2 separate regions of the Homo sapiens genome follow, and region 1 is linked to region 2. The links are chromatin loops, found by intact Hi-C in ENCODE. Cell type or tissue: psoas muscle. All regions are shown on one strand. Each heading gives the region's core, and the rest is flanking DNA. Links, peaks and the distances in the headings are about the cores only. Region 1 overlaps SLC35F3 (solute carrier family 35 member F3). Region 2 overlaps SLC35F3 (solute carrier family 35 member F3).

What was found. Hi-C counts contacts between places; a loop is a spot of excess contacts. Peaks named below come from ENCODE experiments on the same cell type or tissue, not always from the same donor. Only the 100,000 strongest peaks of a DNase experiment are listed, where the experiment ranks them.
Region 1: a loop joins it to region 2, with 3 times the contacts of the local background. A loop is called at or near these places in 10 of 110 quality-filtered maps.

Annotation. Positions count from the first base shown.
Region 1 is chr1:234,296,351-234,299,163 of GRCh38, forward strand. The region is part of intron 3 of SLC35F3 (solute carrier family 35 member F3); the gene reads left to right. Among named protein-coding and RNA genes, the nearest start is that of MIR4671, 8.7 kb to the right of the region's middle. In psoas muscle, for the core only: no CTCF peak of the experiment used is centred there; no DNase peak of the experiment used is centred there.
Region 2 is chr1:234,167,021-234,169,833 of GRCh38, forward strand. The region is part of intron 2 of SLC35F3 (solute carrier family 35 member F3); the gene reads left to right. Among named protein-coding and RNA genes, the nearest start is that of SLC35F3-AS1, 100 kb to the right of the region's middle. In psoas muscle, for the core only: no CTCF peak of the experiment used is centred there; a DNase peak (open chromatin) is centred at 1,561.

The sequences.
Region 1 (2,813 bases), core at 187-2,686, 130 kb after region 2:
TAAGTGGACTATCACAAACAAAAGTATTCAGAGTAGATTTATTCCATGCAATATTTTAATGGACTCTTTAGAATAGGAAGAGTGGTTTCTGATATGGAGAGGCTGTTTCAGGTTGGAAGGAAATGTGCAGAGGTTCAGAAGGTCCGTCCTTCCTAAGTAGCCAGACTGCTTCACTTGCCATCTTAGTATCCAGACATAAATGGAGGCTGTCAGTCATCTCTGTCTTTGCCACTTCCATCTTCACCTTTGTCATAGAGCTCAGAATCACTTCACTGTGAATCTAGCAAGTTGGCCAGGGGCCCTGTGGACCAGCGATGCTTTGGGAACAGGCACACTCTCGGCACTTCTCAGATACCTCTGCTATTTGACTGAGCATGCAAAATAACCAGCTGGTCCCCAAAGAACAGATTCCTGTGGAGGAGGCTGTAAAACTCCTAGTTAGTGAGACATATATGCAGTCTGTGCTTCTCCACGTTCCCTCTCCAAGACCTTATCGTTCAGGCTGGACCAGTCCTCAAGGGAAAATCTCAGAAACTAAAATTTCTTGTAGGCTGCAAATGCCTTGAACTTACATTTTCTTTTAATGAAACATTTGCCTACAGTGGCTGAACACAGACAATTAAAAAAAACATGTGGTCAAAGGACCTGAATAGACATTTCTCCAAAGAAGACATACAAATGGCCAATAGGTATATGAAAAGATGCTCAGCATCACTAATCATTAGTGAAATGCAAATCAAAACTACAGTGAGATACCACCTCACATCTGTTAGAATGGCTGCCATCATAAGCAAAAGACAACAAGTGTTAGTGATAATATGGAGAAAAGGGAACCCTTGTACACCGTTGTAGAAATGAAAATGGGTACAGCCACCATGGAAAACAGTATGGAGATACCTCAAAAAATTAAAAATAGAACTACCATATGATCCAGAAATCCCGTTACTGGGTATATATACAAAGGAACTGAAATCAGTATGTTAAAGAGGTAATGTCTGCATTCCCATGTTACCACAGCACGATTCACAATAGCCAGCTTCAATGTTTATTGATGGATGAATGGATAAAGTGTGGTATGTATACAACATGTAATACTATTCAGCCTTACAAAAGAAGGAAATCCTGCCATCTGGGCAACATCGATGGACTTAGAGGACATTATGCTAAGTGAAATAAGCCAGACACAAAGGGACAAATACTATATGATCTCACTAATATAAGGGAATAGTTAAAATAGTTAAGCTTGGGCCGGGCACAGTGGCTCACGCCTGTAATCTTAGCACTTTGGGAGGCCAAGGTGGGAAGATTACTTGAGCCCTGGAGATTGAGGCTGCAGTGAGCCATGATCATGCCACTGCACTCCAGCCTGGGTGACAGAGCAATACCCTGTCTCAAAAAAAAAAAAAAAAACAGTTAAACTCATAGAAGCAAGGAGTATAATGGTGGTTGCCAAAGGATAAGGGGGGCAGAAAACAGGGAAGAGTTAGTCAGAGTGCAAAGTTTCAGTTATGCAAGATGAATAAGTCCTAGAGCTCTTCTGTACAGTAGAGTGCCTATAGCTACTCATACTGTGGCATATACTTAAATACGTGCTAACAGGGTAAATCTTATGTTAAGTGTTCTTAACACACACACAAAAAAAGAGGGCTGAGGCAACTTTGGAGGTGATGGATATATTTGTGGCATTAATTGTGGAGTTCATGGGTGTGTACTTACTCCAAACTCATTAAATTGTATACATTAAATATGCACTGCCTTTTTTAGGTCAATCATACCTCAATAAAGACAGGTTTTTTTTGAGAAATGTAAATATGTGACATCTCAGAGAAAGACAGTGTGAGTGATAAAGAAAAAGAAATGAAGGATTAAGGTATGCTGAAAGTGATTGAGGTAGTGTAGTTACTGTTTTATAGAGGGTGTCTGGGAAGGTCTCTGAAGTTTGGTCAGAGATCTGAAGGGGTGAGGAAAAGAACCATGTCCAGATCTTCCCCCATATTTACCTTTTTTACTCCAAAGAAGATGGTAAGCCAATGAAAGTTTTTGAGCAAGAAAATAACATGGTCTGATTTATGTTTAAAAGAAAGAGACAAAGGTATGAAAGAAGGATAATAATAATCTAGGTAAGAAATGATAGTGGCTTAGACGAAGTGTTAGCAAGTGCCCTAGGTGTTAATGGCACAAGTGTTCCTCGGACACATTTTCAGAGATCGTGATCTACCTGGATATGCATCAGAATCTCCTAAGTATATTTTAAAATACGTAAATTTCTGTGCCCCATTCCAGACCTGCTGAAACAGCATCTCTAGATTGGGGCCCAGGAATGATCAATTTGCCACTATTATAACTCTTCTCTGATCACCTACCCAGGGTCATTTCAGAACCTCCTTTGAGCCTCTAAAATTTAGCAGCTTAAATAAAGGTAGGCAATTCGCTGACAGAGTAAATCAGACTAACCCTCCCTTTAAGAAAAATTATAAAAGTTGGAGAAAATACTTTTAAAAATTGTTGTGGGACATCAGAGAGCAACCAATACAGCCAGGATTTAAAGTACCAGGATCCAGAGTGAAGGGACACAGAGGAGGGCAGCCATACATTTGCTGGTGCTTTGCCTTCTTATAGAATTTTCCAGTTCACATTGTGTGTCATAGAAGCCAAACAGAAACCAGCAGCATGGAACTTACAGCATTCATTAGGCTGGGAGGACAAAAAGCTAGAAATTCAAGGCTGGCAACCTAGCCATGGATTGAGATTGATTCAGGATCACAGAAGAGAAGAACTCAACAGAAGTCAATTTAAATTCCATGTGCTGTTAC
Region 2 (2,813 bases), core at 91-2,590:
TGCTCTGGGTCACTTAGGTTTTGCCCAGAAATGGAGAACTGCTCCCCTCTCTGGGGGCCAGATCTATTTCAGGAGCCAGGTTAGAAATTACTATCTACCATTGCCTTCTTTTCATTCTCCTGTCTTTCCGGCTCAGACCCCTTGTGCAAGTCCCTCACACCCTCTCAGCTGTTCATTCCAGAATTGGGATGAAAATAAGAGCTCACATTTTTAGAGCCACCTTTCTATGTCACCATGTCTCATTACGTCTTCACCACACTTCTATTGGCATTGCTGTTTTTCAAGTGGGGAAACTGAGGCTCAGAGAAGCCAAGGAAATGCCTAAGGCCCCACAGCTCACATGGGCTGCAGCCCTGCTGGGAGAGCAGGCCACCTCCCAGAGTGCCCAGTGGGGATGTGCATGACTCACCACAAAGGAGCACTGGATCCCCCCAAATCCATGGCTCCTCAGGCTATCCCATGACAAGTCAATCAAAATGGAGCTACTGTATTTTGATTTAACCTGGCTGGCAGCTCCAGATTTCTCATCTCAAGAATAATATTTGTAGGAGAGTCTTACCACAACAGAGCATCTTTAACTTTTCAGAGTGCTTTCATATCTACTGTAAAATAATAACCACTTTTTGAAGCAGATAGAGCAGCCGTCACAAACGCCACTTCATAGCAAGCAGAGAGAGAAGGATTCATACTGAATAGGTCACATGTGCCGAGAAATCATATCATTTCATCCCCACCACCTCATGGTAGGGTAAATATCATTGATCCCATTCTACAGATAAGAAAGCTGAGGTGAGGTGCGCTGAGGCTAAATGGTTCCAGGTTCCCTAAGGGACCTGTCTTGCCTCCCAGCCCATGTTCTATCCCCTAGACCTGAGGTTGGCGCACTTTCTGGAATAAGCGAGATTGTGAATCTTTTTCTTTGTGGGCCTATAGCCCCTGTTAGAACTACTTAGCTTTGCCGTGCCATTGTAGCCCAAGAGTAGTCAGTGACAATTCCTGCACACTTGTGTGTCTGTATGCAGATGAACTCGTATGTACAAAAACAAATGATAGGCCAGGTCAGGCCTGAGGTCCCTGCCCTGGACCTCACAGTTCTCTGAAGTCAAGAACCTCTAAAGTGGCAAGCTGTGCTTCACTTGAGCCATGGTGCAGACTCAATGCCAGGGTCCTGTCTGCACCCTAGGGCTGGAATATGACTTTCAGATGCTGTCTGAAGGCTCCTTAGAGATTTCCTGCCACATGCGTGGCACTGAGCTTCTCAGAGAAACTGTGATGGCCGGGGTACTCCCCCAGGGGTCCGTGCAACTGGATGGCCTTCAGATCCCTGCTGACGTGGCATGTCACTCCATACAGCCCAGTCATTTGCAGGCACTTCTCCATTAACCTCTAGAGCCCTTCATTCTCCCTTTCTGTAATTAATAAAGTGGAGGTGCAGGACTGTGCTCAGACCATCCTGTAAGTGTCATTGCTATTCTGGCCATCATGCAGCAGAGTGCCTCTCCGGGCCGCCGTTCCAAGTTGGACAGGACAAGACAGCTTGCCAGAAGGTCACCATTGTTTACAGCAGTGGCTGTTAATGCCTCTTGGCATATGGAGCACAGTATCTATGATTCTGCTGCTGAGTGCCTGCCAGGAAATGCAGAGGTGAGGGTTCAAGACTGCATTTGCTATGCCCAGCAGAACAGTGAGGCTGGGCAGTGGCAGGGAGGCCTCTGGGATAGAAAAGTGGCTTTGCGGTCTCAGAAACCTAACCGTGAAGAGGGAAGCCACTGTGGGGACTCCCTCTAGGCAGGAGCAGACACACAGCGAAACGACCCCAGCCCTGCCTATTGGGAGCTGGGGGAGTCACACTCCATCCTCTCTTGGAGAGAGATCTATAGAAGAGGAGATTTATTATGGGAATTGGCTTACATGGTTATGGAGGCCGAGAAAGCCAAGGATCTGTTGTTTGGAAGCTAGAGTGCTAGGAAAGCTGGTGGTGAAATTCAGACCAAGTATAAAGGCCTGAGAACCAAGGGAACTGATGGTGTGACTCCCAGTCAGAGTCCAAAGAGCCGAGAATCAGGACCCCCAGTGGCTAATGCCAGAAGAAGATGGATGTCTCCACTCAAGAAGAGAGCAAATTTGTCCTTCCTCTGCCCTTTTCTTCTATTCCAGCCTTCGGTGGATTGGAGGATGCCCACCCGCATTGGCAAGGGCAGATCTTCTTTACTCAGCCTACTGTTTGAAATGCTCATCTTTTCCAGAAACACCCTCACAGACGCACCAGGAGTGTCTCACCAGCTGCCTGGGCATCCCTTAGCCCAGTCAAGCTGACACATAAGATTAATGATTTCAGTGTAGGAGTCATCATGAGGAGGTCCGGGTCCTCACCTCAGCCCAGCAGATGGTTAGCAACATGACAAGGACAAAGCGTTCCCGGCTGTGGGCTCCCAGGCTCTAACATTCTGGGATTGTGTCACAACGGGCAGCCAGAGGGGCACTGGCCTCTGCCTGAAAACTTTGCTGGATTTCTGGGAGTTTCTGGCTGTGATGCTCTGGACAGGGACATACTGCCTGTCAGGGACATCTTGTTGACCATGGGGCCCACAGCTCCACTACGGGAGGAGGTCAAGTACCTGCTCCACAGGAAGTCCAGGCTTAGAGGCTGCTTTCCTCACCATGGCCCAGTAAGATGAATGTACAGCCCCCAGCTGTCCTGCTAGGAAGGAGATGCACATTCTTCCCAGGGGAACATCTGTTTTGTTTTGTTTTGTTTTGTTTTTGAGTTGGAGTCTCACTCTGTCTCCCAGGCTGGAGTGCAGTAGTGCGAT